2 separate regions of the Homo sapiens genome follow, and region 1 is linked to region 2. A link is a loop called in an ENCODE intact Hi-C map of the cell type or tissue named here. Cell type or tissue: heart right ventricle. All regions are shown on one strand. Each heading gives the region's core, and the rest is flanking DNA. Links, peaks and the distances in the headings are about the cores only.

Region 1 (15,227 bases), core at 3,994-11,993, 190 kb after region 2:
GCAATGGCATGATCTCAACTCACTGCCATCTCCGCCTCCTGGGTTCAAGCCACTCTCCTAACTCAGCCTCTTGAGTAGCTGGGATTACAGGCACATGCCACCACACCCAGCTAATTTTTGTATTTTTAGTAGAGATGGGGTTTTGCCATGTTGGCCAGGCTGGCCTCAAACTCCTGACCTCATGTGACCCACCCCCCTTGGCCTCCCAAAGTGCTGGGATTACAGGCATGGTCCACCATGCCCAGCCAGTTAAACTATTCTGTATGAAGTATAAGGGTGGATACATGCTGTTACCCATTTTTCAAAACCCATAGAATGTACAACATATACAGTGAAGCCTCGTGTGGACTTCAATTAGTAATAATATGTCAAAGAACCATGTTATTCCTGATTTAAACCCTCCAGTGGCACCCTCTTGCCCACCAAATAAAGTCCACACTCTGCCCAGTAGCATCCAAAGCTCTCATCACCTGGTCTCTTGCTCTATCCATCCTGGATTACTAGAAGCTCCCTAAGCAGACTGTCATGTTCATCTGTCGTTCTTGCCTGCCCAACATCTGCTTTTCCTTCTTCTGCAGATATCACCCATTTCCCTTCAGGAAACAGCAGCCAATGCACCTTCAGTTTCTGTGGTTTGCTTAGGGCTGCCTGGCCATACTCACTTTCAGGACTGGGCATAGGATTCAAGTCAGTTCAATCAGAGATAACTAGAAGCTTTAACCTGAACCATTAGAAGAAAATAAACTATCATTCTGCTGGGGCATCTCAGAGCCTACATTTAATATTGAGTGTTTGTGGCCATCCCCACTACCTCCTGGGAAGAACATGCCTAAATGAAGTCAACAGAGTAGAAAGTAGTGTTAAGAGAAGGCAAGAAATTTGGGCCAAACAACATCCATGGAATGCTTGAATCCAGCTGAATCTGTATTTCCCACCCTCTCTGATTTTTGAGTTATAGGATCCAATAAATTCACTCTTTATGCACAAGCCGAGTTAAATTGGTCTTCTATTATCTTCTAACTGTCACACACAGGGAGGATGCTTTTCTATGCTTCATTCTGTTTCTTCCCCTCACTATGCCCTAGCAGTGTGACGAGCACGTTCTCACTCTTCAAGATCCAGTTTTCGTACTAATACCACCTCTCTATGAAACCTTTCTACATCATTCTTCAATTTCATCCTACTTAGAAAAGGACCCACTTTCCCTGGAGCCCCCACAATACTCTGCACAGGCTTCCATCAGAGTATGAGCCATCCTAATTGTACTTCATTGTCTATGTGTCTGTCTCAGCCACCAGACTGTAAGCTCCTCGATAAGGGTGTAACTTAGCATCTCCTGCACTTTCCTAGTTTTTTGGGGCAGGGAAGACAGGGTCTCACTCTGTCACCCAGGCTGGAGTGCAAAGGCACAATCACGGCTCACTGTAGCCTTGACCTCCTAGGCTCAAGGGATCCTCCTGCCTCAGCCTCCTAAATAGTTGGGACTACAGGTGCATGCCACTGCCTCCAGCTAATTTTTCTCTTTTCTTGTAGAGAGAAAAGGGAGGACCTAGGTTGGTCTGGAGCTCCTGAGCTCAAGCAATGCTCCCTCAACAGCCTTCCAAAGTCCTGGAATTACAGATGTGAACCACTGTACCTGGCCCCAAATTCTTGTTGAATGAAAAAGACATCAAAACAGAAGGGCGTAGTGGGTAGAGGAATGATACCAACAAGTAGGCAAGAAAGCACAGGCGGAACTGGGGGCAAGTATCTAGTTTGGAACAGAACTGAGCCAAAGTAAGATGGAGGAAGGGTGATACCCAGGCAAATGCGATGCACACTCCAGACACTTGCACTGCTCTAGAAGCCGTCCTTTCTCTCTCTCACATCTCCTTCATCCACCACCTTGGATCTTTGCAGGTTCACTTTTTGTATTAAAACCCCCATGTGGCAGAGACAGCTAGTCATGCTTCAGTATCTGTTCTCTTCTCCTATGGAACTAGAACCCCTGATAAAGCTACATTTCCCAGTCTCCCATGCAGCTTGGTGTGGCCATAGGACCATTTTGTAACCAATGTAATTTGAGCTGAAGTGGAGCTAATGTAGTTTGAATATATGTCCCCACCAAGTCTCATGCAGAACTGTAATCCACAAGGTTGGAAGTGGAGCCTGGTGGGAGGTGTTTGGGTCAGGGGGGTGGATCCCTCATGGCTTAGTGCTGTCCTTGAGATAGTCAGTGAGTTCTCACAGATCTGGTTGTTTAAGCATGTGGCACCTTCCCCCACCACCCTCTCTCTCTCTTGCCCCCATCGTGTGAGATACCTGGTCCTTCTTCAACTTCCACCATGATTGTAAATTTCCTGAGGCCTCCCCCAAAGCGGATGCCAGCGCTAGGCTTCCTGTACAGACTGCAGAACCAAGAGCCAATTAAACCTCTTTTCTTATAAGTTACCCGGTCTCAGGTATTTCCTTATAGTAAGGCAAGAACAGCTTAATACAGATGCCTACAACTTCCTGAAGAGCAGACAATTGTCTTTTTTTTTTTTTTTTTTTTTTTTGAGATGGAGTCTTGTTCTGTCGCCCAGGCTGCAGTGCAGTGGCACCATCTTGGCTCACTGCCTCTGGGGTTGAAGCAATTCTCCTGCCTCAACCTCCTGAGTAGCTGGGATTACAGGTGCATGCTACCACGCCCAGATAATTTTTGTATTTTTAGTAGAGATGGGGTTTCGCCATGTTGGCCAGGCTGGTCTCGAACTCCTGACCTCAAGTGATCTGCCTGCCTCGGCCTCCCAAAGTGCTGGGATTACAGGCATGAGCCACCGCGCCCGGCCTATAACTGTCTTCTTTCTCATTTTCCCCTTCCCACCAGCCAGATGAGTGAGCCATCCTGGACTATGTCGATGAGGACAAAATGAAAGGAGCCTGGTCCCTGAGGCCACCAAACAAGTGCTGGACTATTACACTGGAACAGTTACAGGAGACAAAAAGTAAACTAACTTATTGAAGCCACTATTATTTGGGGCTGTCTGTTTCACCTGGCAAATGCTTATCCTTCTATAACCAAGGTGCCCCTCTTCTGGGTCTCTCTTATGTTTTATTTTGTTTTTTCCTCCTGTTGCTTTCAGTTGAAACTATCAGAATTGGGAGTTTCCAGTAGCCAAAAGGAGTAGTTACAAGTAAAATTCACAGTGGTTTTCCATCTTCTAGTCTTTCAACTATCTTCAAGCAATCACATATATCCACAAAAATCCCCCATTGCTCTGCATAAACAGATGGGGTCCTAAAGCATATTTGCCTAAAATATATTAATGAGATTATCTAATCTGAGTTCTAACAAACCAACAAATCCAAAGTTGTGTATGACATCATTCATTTATAGTACAGTCATGTGTCGTTTAACAACGGGAATATTTTCTGAGAAATTCATCATTAGGCAGTTTCATCATTGTGCAAACATCATAGAGGGTACTTACACAAACTTAGATGGTATAGCCTACTACACAGCTAGCCTGTTTGGTATAGCCTAATGCTCCTGGGCTACAAACCTGTACAGCATGTTACTGTACTGAATACTGTAGGCAACTGTAACACAATGGCAAATATTTATATATTTAAACATAGAAAAAATACAGTAGCCAGGCGCGATGGCTCATGCCTGTAATTCCAGCACTTTGGGAGGCCGAGGTGGGCAGATTGCCTAAATTCAGGAGTTTGAGACCAGCTTGGCCAGCATGGTGAAACCCCATCTCTACTAAAAATACAAAAATTAGCCAGCCATGTGGCAGGCACCTGTAATCCCAGCTACTCGGGAGGCTAAGGCAGGAGAATCACTTGAACCTGGGAAGCGGAGGCTGCAGTGAACCGAGATCATGCCACTGCACTCCAGCCTGGGCAACAAGAGCAAGACTTCATCTCAAAAAAAAAAAAAAAAGAAAAAGTATGGTAAAAGTACAGTATAAAAGTTTTCTTTTTAATACATAAATTTTCTATAAGAGTACACTTATATAGGGCACTTACCATGAATGGAGCTTGCAAGAGGGGAAGCTGCTTTGAGCAACTCAGTGAGTGGCAACTGGATGTGAAGGCCTAGGACACTACTGTAGATTACCATAGACTTTTTATAACACTCTGCACTTAGGCTACACTAAATATTAAAAAAAAATTCCATCTTCAATAATAATAAATTAACCTTAACTTATTGTAACTTTTTTACTTTATAAACTTAAATTTTTTAACTTTTTGACTATTTTGTAATAACACTTAGCTTGAAAGATAAACTCATTATACAATGGAACAAAAATATTTTCTTCTTTTATATTATTATTCTATAAGCTTGTTTCTATTTTTACATTTTATTTTTTACTTTTAAATTTTTTTGTTGAAAACAAAGACACAAACAAACACACACATTAGCCAGGCCTACACATGGTTGGGATCATCACTATCACTGTCTTCCATTTCCACATCTTATCCCACTGGAAGTCTTTGAGGTAAATAACACACAAGGAGCTGTAGTCATCTTCTATGATAACAATACCTTTTTCTGAGTACCTCCTGAAGGAGCTGCCTTAGGCTATTTTACAGTTAACTTTTTTCTTAGAAGGAATATACTCAAAAATAAAAATATCCCTGGTAGTCTAGTGTTTAGGACTTTTTAAAAGGCCAGGCACAGTGGCTCACACTTTTAATCCCAACACTTTGGGAGCCTGAGGCAGAAGGATCACTTGAACCCAAGAGTTCAAGACCAGCTGGGCAACATAGCAAGACCTCCATCCCTACCAAAAAAAAAAAAAATTAGCTGGGCATGGTAGCCCGCACCTGTGGTCCCATCTACTTGGGAGGCTGAGATAGGAGGATAGTTTGAGCCCAGGAAGTAGACGCTGCAGTGAGCTATGATTGTGCCACTGCACTCCAGCCTGGGTGACAGAGTGAGACCCTGTCTCAGAAAAAAAAGAAAAGAAAAATAAAATAACCATAAAAAGCATAGTAAATACATGAACCAGCAACATAGTCATTTATTATCATTATCAAGTATTATGTACTGTACATAATAGTATATGCTATGCTTCATATGGCTGGCAGCATAGTAGGTTTGTTTACACCAGCATCACCGCAAACATAGGAGTAATGCATTATGCTTTGACACTAAGAAGGCTATGAGGTCACTAGGTGATAGGAATTTTTCAGCTCCATTATAACCTTATTGGACCGCTGTCATATATGCAATCCCTCATTGACAAAAATGTGGTATGCAGCACATGACTGTAGTTAAAAATTGAAAACACTCAATATCTAACAACAGGAGAATGGTCCAGTAAATTTGAGTGTATCTGCTGTGTTTCATATAATGTAGCCATTGAAACTAATGCTAATAAAAAGTACAACATAACATGGGGAATTAGTACAGTGAAAAGAGAAAAAAGCAGGATACAAAATCATAAACACAGTATCTCAAGGATGCAAACACAATTGGAAAGAGAACAATAGTCATGACCAAACACTATCATGTATTAAGCACTTACTGAATGTCAGGCATGCACTGTACGTTCATTTTCTCATTTAATCCACAAGAACCCTATGAAGTAAATACAATGATTATTTCAATGCTATTAATGAGAAGACAGACTCACAGAGATTAAGCATCATTCCCAAAATTTCATGGAACACTAACTCAGCTGTATCTGACACTCACTAGGCTATGCTGCCAGCCAACTTTTTCATGAGGTTTTTGAATGATCTTTGCAGAAACCACGTTCTATTTTTCTTTAGTTTCTAATTTTTCTAAAAGTAGCATGATTATCTTTCTAATTAAAAACATAAACACAAAATAAGTCTTTTTTAAAAAAAGAAAGAACAAGTACCGCGCGCACACACACACACATACAAACACACGCACACAACATGTTTTGCTTTTTCCTAAGATGTTGTATCAGAGCAGCACCACAGAGCCTCAGAAAAGAGATGGTAGAAGTAAGCTGACAACTGAGTGGGATTAGAATTCTCACATTTCTTCATTCACCTTTCAACAAAGTCCCACTGGAAACACTATGGGTCAGTAGCACTTAACCTTTGGTGGGGTCATGATTCCCTTGAGAATTTGTGGAAAATCATGGACCCTCTTCCCAGGACGATGCAAGAAGCATGTCATGGATACACACACACACACACACACACACACACACACACACACACATTTTGCATACTATTTCAGAAGATTAAACAGATGCAATCACGCCTATCAATGTGTCCCAGGTAAAAGGCCCTGACATAAAATAATATAAGAAGTCAACTTTTGTCTGATTTACTGAAGCTTGACTAAAGCTCTGAAACTGCTGTCTACCTAATACATCATAGCTGGCAGGTTGTTCGCTATGATGCCTTACCATCAGCAGGGATGTGCTCTGAGGTATTTCTTGGTGGAAAGATGGATTGCAGGAGATTTATCCACATTCTTGACTGATTCCTGATGGCCAACAGTGTCTGGGGATGGTCAGAGGGAAACTAATAGGCCTACATGAATATGAACTTAAGAGGAAAGTCATGAAAACAACTCAAGTGTAACTCCTAGGAGTGTATCCCTTTACGGTTTACAAAGCATTTTCATACCCTTGATCTCAATTGACCCCTCACAACCCTATGAAGAGAGAGCATTGGCTCTATTTTACATGTAACCCAGGTCTGCACTCCCAGCTTCATCTACAAGAGCTGACTCTATTTTGGCCAACCCCCAAACTTGATGCAAATTCAACCCCTTCATTATTTTAATGAGAAATTAATTTGTTTAATTAAGCATATTGTAATTTTTCTAGATTTTATTTAATATTCACGGAAGCCCATGGAAGGGTCATCTCACATGGAACACAGCTTTACAAAATCTCAATTAAACCCTTCTCAAGTAAGTCTCTCCTCCTGCCCCACTCACCAGATACCCTCTTCCCACTGCAATCCTGCATTACATAGAGTTGCTTCCTTCTTCTGTATGAGCAGGAGCCTTATTAAAGCATCTTATCAACAAGGCTGATGTTGTGGACATTTGTGGGTTTGTTGTTTCAATTTGTTTTTGTTTCTTTATCTTGTCACCCGGCATCCACTTCCCTTTCTTGTAGTAACAACCCACACACCTCCCCCACTCCCAGTCCATGTGATTAGATGATGAAGAAGAGCTGATGTCACGATCATATGACTCAGGCCATGTCAATCACAACCTTAGATTCCCCCGGCTACTGGGATCAGTTTGGGAACAGATGGGTGACTCCTGAGATGTAAGGAAGCCCCATGAAACTCTCACTGAGGCATCTGGGAGAGAAGATTTGCTTCAACCAGATTTGAAGCTGAGAGTATATAAAATCTAGAGCCGTTGCCACCACTGTACAATAAATGGAGACTGAACTCAAAGCCACACACCAGAAGATAGTTGAAAAATAATGTGAAACAAAGTGCTGATGACATAATTTGGGTCTGATCCAGCATGTCTCAAGCCAGCTGCAGTGAGCTGAATGGTGGCCACAAAGATAGGTCTACATCCTAATCCCTGGAACTTACAAATGTTACCTTAAATAGAAAAAGTGAATATTATACGGCAAAAGATGGGATTGAGTTGATGGTCTTGTGGGGAGGAGCTTATCCTGGATTATCCAAGCCCTAAATGCAATCCCATGCTTCCTTATAAGCCAGAGATTACACACAGACAGACAGAAAGGCAATGTGAAGATGGAGACAGAGTTTGGGACACAGCCACAAACACTCCAATTTTGGTTCCAATGAACTCAAATGTTGAGCAGAAGCTAAACAGGCAAATTCCTTCAGAGCCTCCAGAGGGAGCACTACCCTGCCAGTACCTTGACTTCAGACATCTGGCCTCCAGAACTGTGACAGCACACATTGCTATTGTTTTAAGCCACCAAGGTTTTGGTAATTTGTTACAGCAGCCCTAGCAAGCTAGTGCACCTGCTGTGTCCCTGGACTTTTCATTTACTGAATTCCCCTTTTTTTGTAGGCCATTTTAAGTTGAGCTTTTTTTGGTTACTTGTTACAGAAAAACTTTTATTTTATTTTTAATTTATAAAAGAAAAGTTGAATAGCCTATAAAATATTAATCTCTGTGAAAGTAGTAAGACAAATGCATGAACATTACTTTAGAGCTTCTTTTCCATAGATGTTGACCTACTGGAACAAGAGCAAAACCTACATGAAATGAATGGTCGTAAGCTTCTCCCTAGGTTGGTGTCCAGTAATAATGCCTTTTAAGGCCATTGGAGACTTCTGTAAGACACATGCGTTTGTCACCACAAATGGCTCCACATCCACATTGTCTGTTTTTAGACGCCCCATTTGAATTAAGTCTGAATATGCCATGCATATAGCCCTAACAAATGTGTTTTTTTCCCCAAAGGTAGATATTAGAGAATGATATGGTTTGGCTGTGTCCCCAACCAAATCTCATCATAAATTGTAGCTCCCATAATTTTCACATGTTGTGGGAGGGACCCGGTGGGAGATAATTAAATCATGAGGGTGGTTTCCCCCAAACTGTTCTCATGGCAGTGAATAAGTCTCATGAGATCTGATGGTTTTATAAGGGGTTTCCGTTTTCACTTGGATCTCATTTTCTCTCTTGCCTGCCACCATGTAAGATGTGCCTTTTGCCTTCCACCATGATTGTGAGGCCTCCCTAGCCACATGGACTGTGAATTCATTAAACTCCTTTTCCTTTATAAATTATCCAGTCTCATTTGTGTATTTATCAGCAGCATGAAAACGAACTAATACAGAGAATGTGGAATTTGTTTTCATTGATTGTTAAAGTGCAACAAGTTCTCCATCCATGTTTTTGCTGACTGCTGACAACACTTTAAGACTCCTCATGTGTGAAGTAAGAGTTTCACTGAGATAGTGCCTACATTTTCTATTCTGTTAAAAGACATCTATTATTTCCAGGGTAGTATTGCTTTTCAGTATGACAGCAAAATACACCATCCCATCATGAGTTATTTTATTGCAGCCAACGTCAAGGTAGTGTAGGCTACTGTTCAGATGCAGGGCATCACAGCTCCTAAGGCAGGGGATTTCAGAAAGCACTTTCTATATAATAGCAGGAAACCATCTGTTCTGAAGCAACCCATTTCAATCACTGCTTAATATTCAGAGTCAATTATATAAACTGTGGATTAGAAAAGGAAACAAGTAGTAGCCAACAAATAATTTTCATAATAGAACAGAAATGATTCCAAACATTTAATTCAACATGTCTCTTAATCAACTGTGAAAAATTATGCAGCCTTGTGCATTTATCTTCACCATGATAAACAATATTCTTTTGCACTTATTGAAGAAAATCTTTCTCCAGGAATTTGGTGTGCAAAATGAACAGCCAATTGCCTCTCCCATTGGCTGCATTAGAGAGTGGGAAGCAAGAAGTTGTCTTTGTCTCCTCAGTTGGCACAACCTAGGAGCTTAGTAAATGCAGCCAAGACACTGGGCAGGCACAGGCTCGTGTTTAACTTGGAGCCACTGCTTCCCTACATTCAATCTGGTCCGTGTTGCTAGACTTTTTCCCAGGCATCAGGGCACATCTATGTTTTTCAACACCAGCTGAGGAAGGGTCGCATATTCTTTCCAGTTGGGATTCCTGGGCCTCATGCAAATAAGGGGTTATCCCCTGAGAGTGCTTTAAGACAATTGTAAAGTTCTCCTATCCCTCTAGGGAAGTTTAAGAGGCTTGTCTACTCCTAGGACATGTGGCACCTCTGGGTCTGAAGTCCAGTTCAGCCAAGATAGTTTCACAGATTATTGAGCTTTTCAAAGCTTGTGTGAGAATCGGAATGAGCAAAGCACAAACACACTCATAAACAACCTAATAGGGGAAATAAGAAAATTACCTTCCTGAATGTTTAAAAAATGGTTATAGCAGGCACTTGTAAAATCTAGATAAAAGGTAGATATGCTTGCACCTGAAACTGTGTTTTCCTCAAAACATCTATTTTCATCTTAACAATGGTTAAGATGAGACAATGGTTGCCTGTACATGGAAGATAGCTTTCTACTTCTTTAACTTTTCAAGTTTTAAATAATGTACACTTAGTACTTTCATAATCACAAAACTTTTCTGTTTTGTTAAAATTCCACAGTGTACTTTGGGAGGCCGAGGAGGGTGGATCATGAGGTCAAGAGATTGAGACCATCCTGGCCAACATGGTGAAACCCCGTCTCTACTAAAAATACAAAAATTAGCCGGGCATGGTGGCAGGTGGCTGTAGTTCCAGCTACTCGGGAGGCTGAGGCAGGAGAATGGTGTGAACCCAGGAGGTGGAGCTTGCAGTGAGCCGAGATCGCACCACTGCACTCCAGCCTGGGCAATAGAGTGAGACTCCATCTCAAAAAAAAAAAAAAAATTCCACAGTGTAGGTCCTCAATTTAAACACAATTGGCATATCTGGCATAACATACAGTATGTATAAATAGGAAAACAAGGGGAGAGCTGGCATGTGATCATTTTACAGCATTTCTAAACATATCCTAATATTCTAGAGCTGGATCATGGATAGGCAAGCTATCAGAAGTTGCAAAATAGGAGCTGAGCCCTGGGGGAGAGGTGTGCACATGTGGAGCTCCAGACCTCCGCACTGTTCCAGGCATCTTCTCCAGCCCACACCCAGGGGTGCTGGGATAGAACAGATCTGGGGATGGACTCCCCACTGCTTGATAAGGACATAAGAACTCCCTAATGAGGACATTTTTGCCTAAGAAGAAAAGCAGAATAAAGATGCAAATTAAACCAACAATGAAATTTGTTGTTGTTGTTCTTGTTGTTGTTTTGAGATGGAGTCTCACTCTGTAGCCCAGGCTGGAGTGCAGTGGCACGATCTTGGCTCACTGCCACCTCTGCCTCCCAGGTTCAAGCAGTTCTCCTGCCACAGCCTCCTGAGTAGCTGGAATTACAGGCGTGCACCATCATGCCCAGCTAATTTTTGTATTTTTGGTAGAGATAGGGTTTCACCATGTTGGCCAGGCTGGTCTCGCACTCCTGACTTCAAGTGATCGCTCTGCCTTGGCCTTCCAAAGTGCTGGGATTACAGGTGTGAGCCACTGCACCCGTCCATGAAATGTTATTTTTCTTCATTCCATTAGATTGGCAAAATGTGTAATGTCGAAAAATATCAGATGTTGGGGAGGACTTGAGGAAATGAGTTTTCTTGACAGTGTTGGCAGGAGCATATGTTGGTATAGCCACTTTGGAGGGCAATTCGGACTATACTATTAATCTATAAACTATACACACATGCCCCTCAACCATGTCAAGTGCAGGGTTGATTATTCTAAGAGTAATGCAAACCATATTTTTTAATCTGTACTGTCACAAAAGCACAAAAGTAAAGATCATGAAAATTATAATGTATACAACTGACAATTTGCTGAAATTAGAAAACCCCAACAGATCATGGTAACTCCCTTTTGAGAACAGAGGTTAAGTGGTGGATGGGAGCCAACCAACCAGTATTATAGCATCCACCTTAGAGAAACACCCACATATGTGTATAAGTTTTTCATTGGAGCACTGTTTACAATAGAATGAAAACCGCCTTTAAAAGTTCATCAGTAAGGCCAGGAGCGGTGGCTCATGCCTGTAATCCCAGCACTTTGGGAGGCCAAGGTGGGCGGATCACAAGGTCAAGAGATTGAAACATCTTGGCCAACATGGTGAAATGCTGTCTCTACTAAAAATACAAAAATTAGCTGGGCGTGGTGGCACATGCCTGTAATACCAGCTACTCGGGAGGCTGAGGCAGAAGAATCACTTAAACCTGGGAGGCGGAGGTTGCAGTGAGCCAAGATCACACCACTGCACTCCAGCCTGGTGACAGAGTGAGACTCCGTCTTAAAAAAAAAAAAAAAAAAAAAAAGGTTCATCAGTAGGGAAATGCTTAAATTACAATGGCTTCACACTATGTGTCAGTAAAAGAATGAAGCAGATGTTTGTGTCCAGATGTGGGAATATCTCCAAATTATGTTATTGAATAAATATTTTTCAACAAACTATAGAATGATAAGTACAATTGATACATATACAATTGATATATATATTTATCTAGATCTAGATAAATGTGTATAAACTAATTTTTAAAGTTCTAAAAACATACATACTAAAATGACAGCAACCTCTGGGGAAGGGACTGAGAAAAAGGAGGTCAAAAGGGATGTTAACTTTACCTGTAATGTTCAATTTTAAAATTTACAATGAAAATGTATTCATGTATTTTTATGCAATTTATATGAACAACATTTTTAAAAGAAAGAAGCTCTTACAGAGAAAGTCACAAACCCATGTGGGATATGCTCACCAAGAAACTCCATGTATTCACAGGTTCACTTCTTTGGTGCTCTCCTCAGGATACTTGAAAAGCCATATTTAGCAAAGAGTTTCAACTTTTGCTCACCTGTCTGTTCTTAACTTTTATTTTAGTTTCAAGGATATATGTACAAGTTTGTTATATAGGTAAATTATGTCTTGTGGGTGTTTGGCATATAGATTATTTCATCACCCAGGTCATGAGCATGGTACCCAACAGGTAGTTTTTCAACCCTCTCCTTCCTCCCACTCTTCACTCTCAGGTAAGCTCCAGTGGCTCTTGTTCTCTTCTCTGTCTCCATGTGTACTCAATGTTTAGCTTCCACTTATAAGTGAGAACATGTGGTATTTGGTTTTCTGTTCCTGTGTTAGTTTGCTTAGGATAATGGCCTCCAGCTCCATCCATGTTGCTGCCAAGGTCATGATCTTGCTCTTTTTATGGCTGCATAGTATTCCATGATGTATATGTGCCATAGTTTCTTTACCTAGCCTACCACTGATGGATATTAGATTGATTTCATGTCTTTGCTATCGTGAATAGTACTGCAATGAACATACATGTGCATGTGTCTTTACAGTTGAACGATTTCTATTCCTTTGGGTATGCACCCCATAATGGGATTGCTGGGTCGAATAGTAATTCTGTTTTAAGTTTTTTGAGAAATTGCCAAACTGCTTTCCACAGGCTCGCCTGTGTTTTAATCCTTTTAAACTTCTCCTGCTTCTTTGGTGAAGAAAGCTTCATATCACGAGAAAGAGAAGCAGGGGGAAAGAGGAAGAGAGGGAGCAGGAGGGAAGAGGGCAAGGAGGAAGAGGAAGGAGAAGGGGAAGGTAAGGCAGGGAAAACCATACCTCTATATTCCCCATGAGAAAAAAGGGTCCTTATCTTAGAATCCTGGCCCTATAACTTAATAGCTGTGTGAACTTGAGTGAGTATCTTCATTTTTGGATTCTCAGTTTTCTCTCCTGTAAAGCAGAGAGTTCATAAGAAAGCCTAGGTAAGTTGTCTAGCGTGTGGCTTGGGTGGGGACTGCACTGTGTACTTTTCACAATATAGATATGTAGAGAGTAAGAGCTGAGGCCCTGAGAGCAAGGTGCTGGCTGGCTCTTCTACATTGGAATATGACTAATTCCGTCTGATGGAGGCTGACCAAGTCCTCCCATCTGTTATTTAACAAAGAAAAGGAAACAAGATTTCATCAGTGAGCCAAACCTCAGATCTGCAGAAATCCATCGATGCAAGATGAATTAATTCTGTATGTTATTATTATCATTAGACTTTATATTTATAGCACTCAACCATTTACAAAGCACTTTCCTTTCCATTACCTAATATGATTCTCACCACAACTTAAGGTTATCAAGGCAGATGATGTTTGCATTTCCATAGGAGGAAATTAAGGCTGAAAAGTTAAGGGGTTTTCCAGGGTCACTTAGGAGTTGAGCAGAGATTCAAACTCAGTTTCGTTCAGTACAAAGCCTATACTCCTTCCACTGCACCTCTGTGCCTTACCCTAACCATTGGTCCCTCAATGATATGAGCAAATCTGTGCAGGTGGAGTGGGTGTGGGACAGGCAGGAGAGTAGGTGAGGAGAGTAAAGGGCAATTGTCTCTCCTTCTCCTTCTCCTCCTCCTCCTTCTCTTTCTCCTTCCATAATCATTTCTTGATTCCCCCTCCCACTACCAGTTTAACACAGGAAACAGTCTGCTTTATAGTTACTCTATAGAAAGGACCGCAAATACCAACTTCCTTTATGGGAAAATTCTCTCAACTCAACCTTTTATATAATCCAAAACCATTAGGCTTGAATCATCCTTCTCTGCTGCATTAAGATATCATTCATGTCAGGTCCTTGTCTGCCTTTTTCCCTGATAAAGTTGCCCCTCCATCTCCAGCTCTCTGCTCCTTTTACGAACATGAGAAACAGGGGCATTTTTATACTCTATATTGGTTTGGGGTCCTTCTGAGCCCTGAGGGAATATTCTGAGATCATGCTTTCCCTGTGAATCTATTGAAATCGATTTTCCTTCTTCCTACATGTGAGGTGAACTGTGATTTCTTGGCCTAGGTGGCTTTGTTCCTGGCCAAAAATAAAAGAGGAAATTTGATCAGGAAAAATCATTTGGGCTGGTTTTCAAGAACCTGGTGAAAAGTTTCAGAATTTGCATGTTCTCAGATGGAGTCACACACAGACTAAGAAGAAAAAGGAGGAGGGAGAGAATGAAGAGGAGGAGGAGAGATAAAAAGAAGAAAAGAAACCAAAAAAAAGAAACACTTTTATATCAGGAAATGTTGACATTTTTAAAACAACATATTTTTTCCTGCCTGTGAACCTTAAGCTATGCTTCCAAATCAAGACCTAGAAAAGTCAGCCCAGAATCATGTTTTCGTAGTATCTCCTGCATCAATAATATATTAAAGTAATGTAAATCCTCTGTCTGAAATATGGGAAGGAAAGACAAAAAATTTTCATCCAGGTGACTTGGATAAGATCGGGAACCAAATACCACAATGTCTTTACAAGCCCCTTTCCACGATATTACTAAGAAAAGTGGCTTTCACTGCCAAAGCAAAGAACTGAAGTAGTTTGCTGCATAATTTAGATTCACTTGGCCTAAATTCATCAAGGAATTGAGAATTTGGGGGCGTTGGAGGCAGTAGACTTTCTTTGCCTGGGGAATAGTCTCACTTTTCACCTTCATTTGTCACTAGATATAAAATTCCTCTAAAAGCTCAAGTAAGCAGGCATACAAGTAGCTTACTGATATTTCTGTATTATTATTGCTCTGTAAAATTAACATTTATTGAAGATTAACTATGTGCTACAGACTTCACATATATCATCTCATTTCATTCTCATGAAACATCCTCAGGAAAAAAAATATATCTCAACCATGATT
Region 2 (15,227 bases), core at 2,538-10,537:
ACATAAGAAATGTTTATGCAGAGTTTTAAAAAGGGAGCATGGGATCCTTGGGGATTTCAAATAACCTTGTTATCGAGGGTCGGTAAAAGGAAAATCTAATGGGAAATGTGTCTTAAACAAGTAAAGCTAGAGAAACAGCACCTGCTACTGTGTTTTTTCCCAAGGGCTGGGTATTGGTAAGGGGCTAGGGTATTCTTTATACTGCAGTCTAAAATAGATGTATGTCATTCGGTTTAATGCTTAGTATTCAACAAGTATGAAGCAATGGCAATAACCTACCCAAGGTCCTTTGTGGACCCCCAGCACTCTTCCAGGAGGGTAACATCACCTCCACTTGTCACAGTCTCTACCAAAAACACACAGGTCCTAAGAAGGCTCCATGCCTTTCGTGTGTGATCACTATGTTAAACCCAAGGGTCTTCTATCTTTCGTCCTGGGGTAAGGGTTGAAAGGCAAAATTTAAAGGCCTCTTCTTCTTGACAAAGAAGTCTACTTCTCCAGTTATCAAAAATCAATAGCATGACTTCTTGCTAGCAAGTGGGGAAAGATGCATTCCAGAATATCAAGGCAGGGCCCGAAGTCCATTATTTATGTAGATCATGCGCTCAGTAATATTACCCACTAAATATTAAATTGCTATTAAATATTACTGCCTAAGTAATTATAGTAATAAATTTCTTATAAAGCAAAGTTTTTGGAAAGGGATAATAAGTGTTCAAGAATCATACCAAGCATAATAAATATAGTCCCAAATTTTTTCAACTCTATTCCTTAAATGTATGCCCTCAACTTCATTTATTCATTCATATTTATTGAGCGTATGTCTACTATACGCCAGGTGGCTGTACTGGTTATTGGAATGTGGGTGTGGGTGTGTATTTGTGTGCGTGTGTGTGTGTGTGTGTGTATGCATGTTGGCAGAGAATAGTATAAAAACACCAGCAAAATTGTACAGAATTTTTGAGAGAAAATTCTTCTCATTTTCCATTATTACATCAGTTCTTAGAAACCTCACCACTTATGAACAATTACTACAAGCTCTATTATAATTCTGCTCTACTGGAAATTATTTCCACTCAATAAACAATCAGTTACTTAACACAAGAAATCTAGATCTAGAATGAATCCTTACCTGCAAGTAATTTGAAGAGTTGTATTAGCCTTAATTGTAAGTATGTCTTTTTGTATGCTGAGCCTGGGCAGATCAAGAGAAACACTAGGCAAACCTAGAAACAAATTAAATAAATGAATGTAGTTGCCACTGAGTTAGACCTAATAGGAAACACCTTCCATAAACAATGCATACTCTATACTTTAAAAGGCCTCTTCAGCAATTCATTGTATAAAACTGGGAATTTACTTTTCACCATTCTCAGTAAAAGTTCACAAGCTGTGTCATAACAGGAAGAATGGGCAGATGGTCATAAACCAACACAACAGTTCTGCAATTCATGGAGCTAGGGTGGAGTTCCTGTTTTCCTGCATTGCCAACTTCAAGGTCTTACAAAAGGATACGGGACATTGAAACCAAATGAACCTTCATCTGATGATCTCACTCCCTTGGGAAAGGACCCACTGACATTTCTTATAGAACATAGGATGTACACATTTGACTAAATTGCTGATTAACGAATCCCACTTAGACGGATTTTTATATAGTTCATCTACGTACCCTGAAGGGAGTGAGAGAATCTATGACCTTGTCTCATTTTCCTTTATCAATTTTCTAGTGCGCTTCCCCTGGTAACCAAACTGCCACAGCTGAAATAATGGCTCATAAAGACTGTACATTAAAAGCAAGGGAGAGAAACTGAGGAAGAGAAAACATTCCCCAATTCCACACATACATGCATATTAATATACTTTTATGTATGTGTGGAATTTTCCCAATTTTACACATATGTGCAAATTAATATACTTTTCTGTCTACTGTAATTCATTAGCATTACCCTTTTTTTAAAAAGTATATGAATATTTTCGTGAAAAATTTTCCCAGTTTCACACATACATGCAAACTAATGTACTTTTCTCTCTATTGTAATTCATTAGCATTACCCTTTTTTAAAAACGTATATAAATTTTTTTAAGTGCAATGCTAATGAATTACAATTGGGAGATCTGAACTTATTCATCAAAGCCCTGAACTCATCCTGACATCAAGCTTCAGACATAAGAAACTTGTCTTTACCTATAAGGGATAAGAACCAGAAAAGTACCATGGCATAGATTCCTCACCATGGGTCACTCTACAGCAAGATAACTGAATTCTCTGTCAACTAAATGTGAAGAGCTATGAGGTGTTGAAAAAGCATGAGAGAAAGAAAAATTGTCCACTATGCTAGGGTCTTAATAAATATCAAGACCTAGAAAATACCAGCTTTAAAAAAGTAATTGATGTTGGGCAGGCTCCCAAGCTTTCTAAGTCATATCAACTAAGAAAAAATGACTCCCTAGGCCTAAACTGGCATTGACCTTGCTGGGCAAATAAGAGAGTATGAACAAATAGGACGAAGTATGAGACGGAATAAATAGAGAGAGTATAAGTAAATACCCAGTGCAAACATCCAGTGCATTGAATCTGAGGATCCCAATATGAACAAATGCAGGCAAAATGAATAAGTGACTGCACATGTTCTCACACACCACACAGATGTGCAAAATAAGTTACTGACATAACTGGTCAATATCATGGTTTTTAAGTCAATAATATGGTTTTTAAAAAACTGGAAACTAAGTTATATCAATATATCTCAGAAATTAACTGGCATTGGTACTGACTTATGTTTAGAACAGTTTTGTTCTTAAGACTTTAGACTCTGTCAGAATATCCCTGGGTCTACAAATCTGCATTTTAACAAGCATTTCAAATTATCCTACCACAGATGGTCTATGGGCCACTCTTGGACAGTTGCTGGTCTGGGTGGTCATGTTTAATTAATTTGCACAGTACTTTGTGCGTGGAACGGGGGTTACATTTATGTTTTAAATAGAGAATGGGGTCTCGCTATGTTGCCCAGGCACTTCTTGAACTCCTGGACTCAAGCGATCCTCCTGCCTCTGCTTCCCTAAGTGCTGGGATTACAGGAATGAGCCACTGCACCCAGCCTGCACAGTACTTTTTAATATGAAAGAAATAACTGCCCCCAAAACAGGCAAACAAAAAACCAAAATGTTTAAAAGCAAAATGAAACCTGGAGTCCCACTTTGTCTAAGAAAAGGAAAATGAAAACAATTCATTTGGATAACACAGATTTCAAACTTGACTGGGGAACACTAGGTTGAGAAAGATGCTGAAAACATGATGTACAATTCACACTGCCATCCAAATGAGAAAAAAACCATTATTTGGGCACATTCTTGTGAGAAAACAAATGGCAGTAAAAATGATTCTCAATAAACTGTGCCCACTCGGCTACCAAAATCAGAAACTCTTGAAGGTCTCTCATAATTTATTGCCACAGATCACATTCTAGACACACTTTCCTGTGTAACAAATATTTTAAAAAAGAAAAGGTATGTCCTTCATTCATAGGAAGCTGAGACTATGCCATACTATTCTAGAGACACGTTTACAACAAAAATCTATTCAACAAGGCTCTCAATAACTTCAAATTCATATTTGTAGACCAACATAGTTTTTTGTTTTTTGTTTTTGCTCCATTAAATGTCATTCGTTTTCATTGGCAAGCTTGAGCTGGACTCTTCAGAAAGTTCTAAAGAAATAACTGTAAGAGGTACACATGCTACTACTCAATAAAAAGCCCTTCTATGTTCAAATCCCATAACCAATATTAATTAATTTGTGCACTGTTACCCTTCCAGCTCAAAGACGGGAAGGAAAAACAACAGTGCCTCTGTCTCTAGAATTTGATGGCACCAATTACAGCCCAATCCAATTAAGCAAGTAATGCACTCCAAAAGGGCAAGTTCACCATTATATTCAGGGCGACCGGCCTGCCGTTACTACTACGCTAGGAAACACCCCAGGCTTAAAAGCAACTCACTTCTTTGTGGAATACAGAGCAACCACATGTTCCAGACCTTCATTCTCTGCCCAGAAAGGGGGAGAGAGAGGGCTTGTCTGGGACAAATGAGTGTCCATGGTGGACTGGACCCGTTGAACCAAGTCATTATAAAGAAAATTCAGTAACCATGGACAGATGATCCTGGTACTGTATGTGGGTGTGAGTGTCTTCTAAGACATGTGATTCTTGTCTTAGGGAGTAAGAAATTTTTTTCCCTGAATTATTCGACTTTTTTTTTTTCTTTCTCTGACCCTTTCCCCTTTCTCACCCTGCAAAGGGTGGAAATCTGGATATCAGCAAACTGGCTGCAGGAAAGAAATATTATCTAAGGGGTTGAGAGAGAAAGGAAAGTGAGGAAGAAAAGACAGACAGCTATTGCATGAAGAACGTGTGTGTTCCTAATTGAAGGAGACGGAAATTTTAGGCGGCAGGGAGAGGAAGGAATGGCACTAAAGCTAGGTACCAAGGCCCACAGGAAAGGTTTTCGGAGCTTGAACTTCTGACTATGCGCTTACACCAAGGACCACAGCGCTTTGAAAGATGTGCAATGCTTTACGCAGGACAGTTGGCTGTTACTTGGAGACCCTTGGGGAAGCTGTCAAAGCCCCCAGGACAAGTCCCTATTCCCCCCCTTCTTCGCTCTGCAAGGAGAGCGGCGTCCTGCACCAAGGAAGGAAAAAAAGTTTCTCTCCGCTCCAGACCCCACTTCACACAGTGGTGTGCAAGTGTGTTCGAGCATGAAGACAACAACGGGCCGGGTCCCGCAAAGAGGCAGAACCGAGTGTACCGTCCGATCCGGGAGACCCGGCCTGAGATTCCGGCAAGGTTTTCTTCCCCGGGCCCGGACTAGGATGTTGCGCGCAGCCAGACAACTTTTCACCGCCTGTTCTCGCCTGCGGAGGCACCTCCTGCCTGCCAACCCCAGGCGCCTTCCCACCCCAGCCTCCCAAGAGCCTGAGGGTGTGTCGGCATCTCAGGACATGCTCCAGCCGAGGTCCCTGTCGCAAACCAGAGTCCTAGAAAAGGAACTGGGCTAGAGCACAGGCGACCACAGACTCGCTGGGTAATCTTGGGCCAGTCTCTGAGCCTCAGTTTCCCCACTGGTAAATGAAAGATCGCAAAATGTCAAGTCCTGTCCAACTCTCCAGCTCTACGATTCCGAGTTAGATCTGGCTTTCAGGTCCTCTCCGCCCTCACCCGACCTGTCTGCCTTCCTCCTCCAGAGTGGGCTCCTTACCCACAGAGGCGGCCCGGGTCTCCACGCAGAGCCACAGGGCGACGGCCAGCAGCACCTTGCTCTGCATCCTGCACCTCGAGCCGGGCGAAATGCCCAGAACTCGGGAGCCGGTTCTTTCTCCCAGCGCCTGTCTAGAGAAGGAGGCGCGGAGGTGGAACTCGCGGCACCCCGCAGCGCAGGACAGTTGAGCGCACAGGGCTAGGGAGCCCGGGCGCCGACCGCGGCTGCAGGGGCGTCTGCGGGTGCCGGTAGGAGAGGATATCCAGGCTGCCAGACGGACTTTCTGCGGCGCGCAAGTGATGCCCGGCGCAGGCAGAGGAAACGCAGCGACCACACATTGACCGCTCTCCCGGGGTCCCGGGACTCAGTGCAGGGTGGGAGCTGGTGCCGAAACTCTAGAGCGCGGAGGCGGGGCCATGCGGGGCGGGGCCGGAGCGGAGGAGGGGCTCTCCCGTGCGGCCAGCCCCGCCCCTCACCCGGGTACCCGGCGGCGATCTCCAGCTCCCCAAGCCCATTTACATCTCCCCATTTCCCCACACAACTGGACTGCGCTGGGCCCCAAGTCGCCCAGGAGAGAACATCCCAGAGCAACAACTTTGTTTCTGGTGTAAATAAAAAGTACTCGGTAACGGGCGCTGAGCAACTCCAAGATTTAATCGCTTGCCGGTCCCCGAAATTTGGGGAGCATCACCAGGAGCGCTGCGAAGAGCAGCGCTCCCTCACCAGGCGCGTCAAAGTGCAGGACCCTCTTCGCCATCGCGCGCGTCTGAAGTGGCCGAGAATCTGCAGCAGTTTGGAGCCACAAGGGAGAAGCGGATACTCAGCCAAGTATGCCGGGTCGCAAGCTGGCAGCGACTCCTGCCAGTAGTTTTGGTTTTTGTATAAGGGTATTTTGTTTGGCCAGTATAATTGTAGTTTAAAAAGCTGAATCTGGTTGCTCTTAATCAGAAAACGCACTTGCCCAGTTCGCCAACATTCCCGCTATTTCCCAAAATATTTGGCGGCTCCAAGTTTGAAGTGACCTGCCTAGCCCCAAGAAGGCTTTTGTCCATCGTGCTCCCCAACGAAGAGCCCTAGTGAAAGTTTGGCCATGCCCCTTTTCAGAGCAGAGCTTCCAGCCAAGATATCCTTAGTCCCAGGGGAAGGAGGCCAGCTGCCAGCGTGCTTCAGTGGAGGAGCAATGAAGCAAAAGCACCTAGGACACTCTGTGACCAAATTGCACAACTGTCTCCACGTGTGTGGACTTCTTGTGGCAGCTGTTTGGAGGGGAACTCCAATTCCTTCCTGACCACATTCGTTCCTTCTGGTTTTCTGTCCATATCTCCCCACACCTGGGGAGTGACATCAAATGTCCCCTAACTTCATTAAATATGAATCTTCCAGATGCCTATGTCTTTTACCTCCCAGAGGTGCTTTTTAATGACAACCTAAAGGACCATTCTTCACCAAGATAAACACACAGAATTATTATATCTACACCTAATTCAAACTAGATTGATTGTATACAATTAATGTAACCTGTTACTTATCTTCATCTGTTTTTAAATATTTACTGTATTCACGCTTTTACTTTTCCAAGTTGACAGGTGAAATATTTTAATGCTGAAATATAATGAATGTATATGGCAAAAAAAAATTTTGGAAAAACACAAAAAGGCTTAGAGTGAAAAGACTTTTCTTTTGGCAGAGGCATTTTTATGTTTCCTTTTTTTTCCAAGCAGATTCTTAAACACAAGTATGTAGACATGTCACCCTTCTCTTCCCACAATTGCTTGGTATAAATGCTATTTGAGCCTTGGCTTTTTTCCCTTTAAATTTGATTTATTTATTTGAGACAAGGTCTCACTATGTTGCCCAGGCTGGTCTCCAATGCCTGGACTCAGTCCATCCTCCTGCCTCAGTCTCCCAAAGTGCTGGGATTACAAGCACGAGCCACCCTGCCCAGCCTTCACTTTATAATATACACTGGAGATTCGTTCTACATCAACCTTTAAAGCTCCATCTTTTATTTATTTATTTATTTATTTATTTATTTATTTATTTTTATATAGAGGCAGGGTCTCACTATGTTGCCTAAGCTGGCTGCGAACAAAGCTCCATCCTTCCATCTTTTCAATGTTGGCATAGTGCTCTACTATATAGATGTACTCATATTTATCTGGGAGGTATTTATTTGGGGAGGGGAGAGAATCTTTAAAGAAACTCCTCTCTTCCTGCTAGTAAACTCAGCAAATAAAATAGGATGGACTCTGGCAAAGTTGGATAAAGGGGTGGGAGATGGAACCTGGTTTGGAGAGGGCAGTTTTTCTCCATCCCCATCACCAAACAATTCCCTATCAGCCTTATTTACAGTTCATGACACTTCCTCTTCCATGTCTCATTTAAGAAGATAGTGTCTCCTCTGAATGCAAACCAGAACCTGCAGGCCCGTGGTAATAGCCCCCTTTAGAAGTCTTGGAGGAAATGATGCGTCTTTGATGGCCGCAAGACCAGAATTTGGCAGAGTCTCAATGAAATCAGTCTACCACATTCCCTCCCACACAGCACTTAGAAGTGCCTTAGGTTCACAAAAAAAATGGCAAAGTCTGTTAAAAAAAAAAAAGATAGAAAAGAAAGAAAGAAAGGCTGTTCCATGTGCAGCACCCTCTCGTTATCTGGCATTGCAAAGGAGTGACTTTTGTGAGTTAACCCAACAGTAAGGCACCTAGCAAAGTGCCCCAAATGTGTTGAGTGTTCCATAGATGCTATTCAGATGCCACAGCAGAGTAGTAGCTAAGTGCACAGACTCTGGATTTTATTCCCAGATCTACCGCTTATGATCTGTGTGATCTTTACCAACTTACAAGTAACTTATCTATGAAACACAAAAAAAATTATAATAGTACCTTCTTCATAGGGTTCTTACAAGAATTAAAGGAGTTACTGCATGTAAGGCACTTGGAGTAGGCCCCAACACAGCTAGTAAAGATCTTGGACATAGAAAGCACCAGATACACATTAAGAAACATTCTGCAAAGGTTGCTTATACTACAATGCATGGGCTTCTTCATGCTGCTGAGATCTAAACTGCTAAGCAGGCTCATTCATTCAACAGTTTTTGAGCACCTACTATATGCTAGGCATTGAACCAGGAACTGGGGTTACGATGGTGAAAATAATGTCAAGATGAGCTTAAATGAGGAATCATTGTAATAGCCTCACCCAAGACAAATTTAATTTAATCTTTAAGCACTTCTTGTCTCCAGCTACTTTTCTGGGCTTGTACATACAGAATATACATTGTTCATACTCAAAGCACACTGCATAAATTACTCTCCATGATCTCCAAATTTGGTTACATTACCAACAGTATTTTGGACTCCATGTCTTAACAAGTTATATGAAGATTTGTCAAAGGTTAATAACTGTGGAAGTTCAATTGCTTCAAAGAGAATAAAATACCCAGGAATCCAACTTACAGGGGATGTGAAGGACCTCTTCAAGAAGAACTACAAACCATTGCTCAATGAAATAAAAGAGGACACAAACAAATGGAAGAACATTCCATGTTCATGGATAGGAAGAATCAATATCGTGAAAATGGCCATACTGCCCAAGGTAATTTGTAGATTCAATACCATCCCCATCAAGCTACCAATGACTTTCTTCACAGAATTGGAAAAAACTACTTTAAAGTTCATATGGAACCAAAAAAGAGCCTGAATTGCCAAGACAAATCTAAGCCAAAAGAACAAAGCTGGAGGCATCATGCTACCTGACTTCAAACTATACTACAAGGCTACAGTAACCAAAACAGCATGGTACTGGTACCAAAACAGAGATATAGACCAATGGAACAGAACAGAACCCTCAGAAATAATACCACACATCTACAACCATCTGATCTTCAACAAACCTGACAGAAACAAGCAATGGGGAAAGGATTCCCTATTTAATAAATGGTGCTGGGAAAACTGGCTAGCCATATGTAGAAAGCTGAAACTGGATCCCTTCCTTACACCTTATACAAAAATTAATTCAAGATGGATTAAAGACTTAAATGTCAGACCTAAAACCATAAAAACCCTAGAAGAAAACCTAGGCAATACCATTCAGGACATAGGCATGGGCAAGGACTTCATGACTAAAACACCAAAAGCAATGGCAACAAAAGCCAAAATTGACAAATGGGATCTCATTAAACTAAAGAGCTTCTGCACAGCAAAAGAAACTACCATCAGAGTGAACAGACAACCTACAGAATGGGAGAAAATTTTTGCAATCTACTCATCTGACAAAGGGCTAATATCCAGAATCTGCAAAGAACTCAAACAAATTTACAAGAAAAAAACAAACAATCGCATCAAAAAGTGGGCAAAGGACATGAACAGACACTTCTCAAAAGAAGACATTTATGCAGCCAACAGACACATGAGAAAATGCTCATCATCACTGGTCATCAGAGAAATGCAAATCAAAACCACAATGAGATAGCATCTCACACCAGTTAGAATGGCAATCATTAAAAAGTCAGGAAACAACAGGTGCTAGAGAGCATGTGGAGAAATAGGAACACTTTCACACTGTTGGTGGGACTGTAAACTAGTTCAACCATTGTGGAAGACAGTGTGGCAATTCCTCAGGGATCTAAACTAGAAATACCATTTGACCCAGCCATCCCATTACTGGGTATATACCCAAAGGATTATAAATCATGCTGCTATAAAGACACATGCACATGTATGTTTATTGCGGCACTATTCACAATAGCAAAGACTTGGAACCAACCCAAATATCCATCAATGATAGACTGGATTAAGAAAATGTGGCACATATACACCATGGAATACTATGCAGCCATAAAAAAGGATGAGTTCATGTCTTTTGTAGGGACATGGATGAAGCTGGAAACCATCATTCTCAGCAAACTATCGCAAGGACAAAAAACCAAACACCACATGTTCTCACTCATAGGTGGGAACTGAACAATGAGAACACATGGACACAGGAAGGGGAACATCACACTCCTGGGCCTGTTGTGGGGTGGGGGGAGGGGGGAGGGATAGCAGTAGGGGATATACCTAATGTAAATGACGAGTTAATGGGTACAGCACACCAACATGGCACATATATACATATGTAACAAACCTGCACATTAAACCTAGAACTTAAAGTATAATTTTAAAAAAATTAAAAAAAATAACTGTGGAAGTTGAACAGTGGTACTTAAAGATTCATTTGACTATTCTCTCTACTTTTACGTGTTTGAAAGTTTCCATGATTAAAAAAAAAAAAATCTGTTTTAAATGACTGTAATCAAAGGGATGCCCAGGCCAATACAACACTAACTTTTCCATTGTCTTTTCCTTGATTTGGTGAAAATAAGGATTTGGAATGTCCTTGAGCATTATCTTTTAATCATTTCAGGCAGCAGCTTCATCATTTGTCAATGAAAATAATAATTCTTACCTACCTTAAGGACTGTTACGAGACTCAGATGAGATCATCTCATGGAAGTGCTCTATAAAGTGTAAAATGGTGATGGTGGTAATAAGGATTCAATAGATGTTTAATTTTCTTCCTTAAAGTACTTGTTACCAAGGCCTTTCATCAGGTGTCTTCCACACATACCTTCATCGCCTAAGAACATCAGCTGTTCAAAAATATTTCCTGGCCAGGTATGGTGGCTCATGCCTGTAATCCCAGCAGTTTAGGAGGCTGAGGCAGGAGGATTGCTTGATGCCAGGAGGCTGAGGCTGCAGTGAGCTATGATTGCACCACAGCATTCCACCCTGGGTGACAGAGTGACACACTGACTAAAAAAAAAGATAGTATTTTCTATATTTCTTTGAGATATAGATATAGATATAGAGAAGAGATACATGGAGACATACATGCATAATAGAAAATTTTGCAGAAAATATCTAGAAGGGTACACACCAAAAAAATACCTACCTTGGGGAAATGATTGAGGCACAGAGGCAGAGGGATGAGAACATGTACTTTTTGCTTCATATATTTCTATAATTTTTTTCAAACCAAGAAAGTATTACTTTTACAAATAAAAAATATTATAAAAGACATCAACTCTCTTTTCTAGGGGCTGTTATATTTTTAAATATGACCATTTATTGATTACATGTTTGCATTGACAACTTTGTCATGTTTACTGTATTTTTCTTTCCATGTTCATTTATTTTCAACTTACCAGAGCCTATGACTACCTCACCAGATGTTGGCTCAGTTTCACAGCCCATCCATACTTACAACTATTGCGACTTGGGAGATCATGAGCATACCCTTTGTTTCTCATTATCTACCTTCTTTAAACATCTAAGTTTATTTTACTCCTTGTGAGATTTATTCATTTAACTTAAGCTATATTTGTATGTTCAAGAAAAAGAAGGCTATGTCACCACAAAGCCAGGCCTGCCTTGAATGTGTCCAACAGTGTTCAATTTTATTCACAAAGCCTTATATTCTAGTAAATATAAAGCAAACTCTCCATCCTTTTAGTGAAAGAGATTAAAGAGAACTTGATTACTTGCTCCCTGCAAAGGAAAAAAATCTCAGTTACTATAAACACGTATAACTATGTTCCAGTCCCAAACTCTCCCGTATAATTTCTTGGAATATCTCACATGAGAATAGATACAATAATTTTTAAATGTGTAAAATATGCAAAGAATTTAAATAACCAACTGAAAGTCCACACAGCACCAGAGAAGGGTGCTAAAAAATATTAAGAGCTAACACTTTTTGAGCACATCATTTGAGCAGGCTCTGTTCTGAGTACTTTATTTCTCATTTCATCCTCATAACATCCCATGAGGTGGCAAGCACTATTAGTATTCCTTAGAAAGAAAAGAAGTAAAGAGAAAAAATATTTATTCTTAATTTAAGTAAATGTCCCTTTGCCTTCCTAAAAGTCTTGCCCAAAAAAAAAGTTGTTATATCTCTTTGTAAATAATCAATGAAGTTTTTTCATCAATAATTAGGAATATGGTAAAAAAAAAAAACAGGGCATTCTTTGCTTTTTTCAATAACAATAAAAAGAAGGGGTAGATTTTTGGAGCAGTTACTATGTGTCAGGTATTTTCCTTGGATTATCTTATTTAATGCACATAATAACTCAATAGAAAAGATACTATAATTATTCCCATTTAAGGGAGATGGGAAAATGAGGTTTAGAAAGTTTTTTTTTTTTTTTTTTTTTTTTTTTTTTTTTGAGACGGAGTCTCGCTCTGTCGCCCAGGCCGGACTGCGGACTGCAGTGGCGCAATCTCGGCTCACTGCAAGCTCCGCTTCCCGGGTTCACGCCATTCTCCTGCCTCAGCCTCCCGAGTAGCTGGGACTACAGGCGCCCGCCACCGCGCCCGGCTAATTTTTTGTATTTTTAGTAGAGACGGGGTTTCACCTTGTTAGCCAGGATGGTCTCGATCTCCTGACCTCATGATCCACCCGCCTCGGCCTCCCAAAGTGCTGGGATTACAGGCGTGAGCCACCGCGCCCGGCCGAGGTTTAGAAAGTTTAAGTAACTTTTCCAATGTCCCATAACTGTAAGTGGTGGAATCAGGACTTAAAAGCAGAGCAGTATTAAGCACCCAAAACAGACCCCTCCTAGCACATACAAATAGCTTTTTGTTTTTGGTTTTTTGTTTTTTTGAGGACTAATCTCATTCAAGGCATGAGGCTAAGTGAATTGATGCCACTGACTTCCTCTGCCTCTCCATAACAATAGCTTCCATTTTCCTAGATGCATGAAAAGCTAAGTGACTTAGAAGAGGCACTCTGAGATGGCTGACCAAGGAAGAATGCAAAGCAGGTAATTAGATCTTGCCCTCCCCACCTGCAGAATCCCAGCCGCATTGAATATTTACCTTCCACCCAACCCCCAAACCACAGATCTTCTCTTCAAAAAAAAAAACAACAAAAAAAAAAACAAAAAAAAGGAGCAGTTGCTTCTATACAAATAATCACTTGCGCATTTGGGGCATTTCTTTTCTACCATGAATTTTTGTCATTTGTCCTCCTGGACATACCTTCCATACCCAGTGCAAATATCTGTCCCAAGTGATATGTTTTGTTTTTTTATTCAGCTGTCTGCTTCAATTCAGACTCTTCTAGGAGAAATAGGCAAAGGTAAATCTTACCTGAGCAAGTAGTTAAGTTTGGAAGGATAGTTGGTAAGGTCTAATAAAAACGGTTAAGGACATGATGATGGTGCCTATTAATAAAATCTATTTTGTATACTATAGACTTATTGTGTTATGTCTAATTAAATAAAGCTATTGTAAAGATACTTGGGTTAATGTTATATGTGCTAGCTATATAAAATGTACTTTATATGATTATTCTTAAATTCAAATTTAGATAATAGTCATCCATTTAATAAATATATCCAGTTATGCTGAATTTATACTTGATCATTGACAAATTAATGTGGACTATTTTGTTATTCACAGAACTAGGAAATTATTTTCCTTTTCCTGTACGCACATAGCACTTATGCAACATCTGATAGCATAATCACATATTTATTCAAATATTTCTCCCTCAAATCAGGGATTAGGTCACATTGATTTTGTATTCTCCGTGCCTAACACAGTCCCTGTGCATATTCACCTCTAAACACAATAATGATGTCCAAGTTATTTTTGTTATTTCCATTTCTGCTGCTATTTGTTCCTCCTTTGCTTTTTATTTTTCCAGAATCACATGCCTCTTGACTATTCATTGCAAATGTCTTTACAGAGAGCAACTTGTGGGAATAAATGGAACCATACAATGTCAACATAGACACAACGGAGTGAAAGAGTTAGTTCTTAATTTATTAAGCAGTGGGGATTGAAGATTTTTGTTTTTGATTTTGAGTACAATGAAGAAAAAGAAATAAAGCATTTACAAGATTTGCATGTACTATACAAGAAACGTGTGATTGAAATGTTGCATCTGTGTCATTTGCAGACTCGTAACCATTTTCCAGTGAATTAATACCATCCTCCCCCTTTAAGCCTATCAAGTTTTCAAAGAACTGAATAGTGCAAAAATATACTTTTGGTTCCCAGAGAAGTGCTACAGATTACCATTCCCATATAAGAAGAATGTATACACTTCCAGGTTAGTTGAATTAGTTTGCAATACTGTTCACATTTTTAGAGACTAAAAATAATGTTTCCTGGTAATGCCACTTCACCAGTGTTGAGAGCAAGTCAATGACAGCAGAAAAGTTTTATGTTCTTTGTATATAAATTTAGTCTCCAGAGTTTCCAAAACATTGGTGAATAGTCCCTGGAGGCATAAATAAAATTTTTTTCTTTGAGCAGTGTTTCTGAACGTTCATTTCTAATATATCACTGCCTTGCTTCACTTAATTAAAAAAAAATCTCCGCAAGGAATGCCTCACAAAGAGAGAAATTTCAAAATAAAATGAAAAATACAACTTTAGATCTAATTGATAATCATCCAATAATTGGTCAGGCTGGTCATAGGCAGATGAAAGGCTGTAAGGGAGTCATTTCATGCATCTGATCACATAATATAAATAAAAGATCCAGCTGTGGAGAAAATGATTCTAGTAACAAAGCACCACATCAAAAATATTCCACATTAAAATGGTCTTTGGATATATAGAAAAATGCTTCTATTTCCTTATCCTAAGAAAACTTGACCTTGCTGCTCCCTGAAGCTACTTAGTAGTCTAGTACTTTGACCTTTCCTTCAAACGAGTTCTTGAAAGATAAAAGGACATCCCTCACCTTCTCTCCTCATGTACAATAACTTCTTACTCTTGACTCTGCCCAGCATCTCCACAACAGACATCCCATTGTCCACCCTCTTCTTGAACTTCCGTCTTTGTTGAAGCTTGAAACATTCATGGGTACACTCCTACCTACCAGCCAATGCCCTTCACTGGCTGACATTCCTTTGCTCAACCCTAAACATAGGGATCGCCAAATCCATTCTTGGTCACCATCCCTTGTACT

The links. A loop is a pair of places that touch in the nucleus more often than their neighbours do. Peaks named below come from ENCODE experiments on the same cell type or tissue, not always from the same donor. Only the 100,000 strongest peaks of a DNase experiment are listed, where the experiment ranks them.
Region 1: it touches region 2 in a loop (2.5-fold over the local background); 15 of 110 quality-filtered maps call a loop at or near these places.

What each region holds. Positions count from the first base shown.
Region 1 is chr4:55,304,898-55,320,124 of GRCh38, forward strand. It overlaps the pseudogene LRRC34P2. Among named protein-coding and RNA genes, the nearest start is that of SRD5A3, 34 kb to the right of the region's middle. In heart right ventricle, for the core only: CTCF peaks have their summits at 7,798 (motif pointing right) and 7,999; a DNase peak (open chromatin) is centred at 7,794; H3K27ac peaks cover 992 bases.
Region 2 is chr4:55,119,965-55,135,191 of GRCh38, forward strand. KDR (kinase insert domain receptor) reads right to left here and starts at 5,631. Exons shown (of 30, transcript NM_002253.4): 1 at 5,263-5,631; 2 at 1,133-1,226. The coding sequence starts at 5,329. RefSeq lists an enhancer at 12,698-13,311. In heart right ventricle, for the core only: no CTCF peak of the experiment used is centred there; DNase peaks (open chromatin) are centred at 4,942, 5,343, 5,677 and 6,022; H3K4me3 peaks cover 4,002 bases; H3K27ac peaks cover 3,551 bases; H3K27me3 peaks cover 2,680 bases.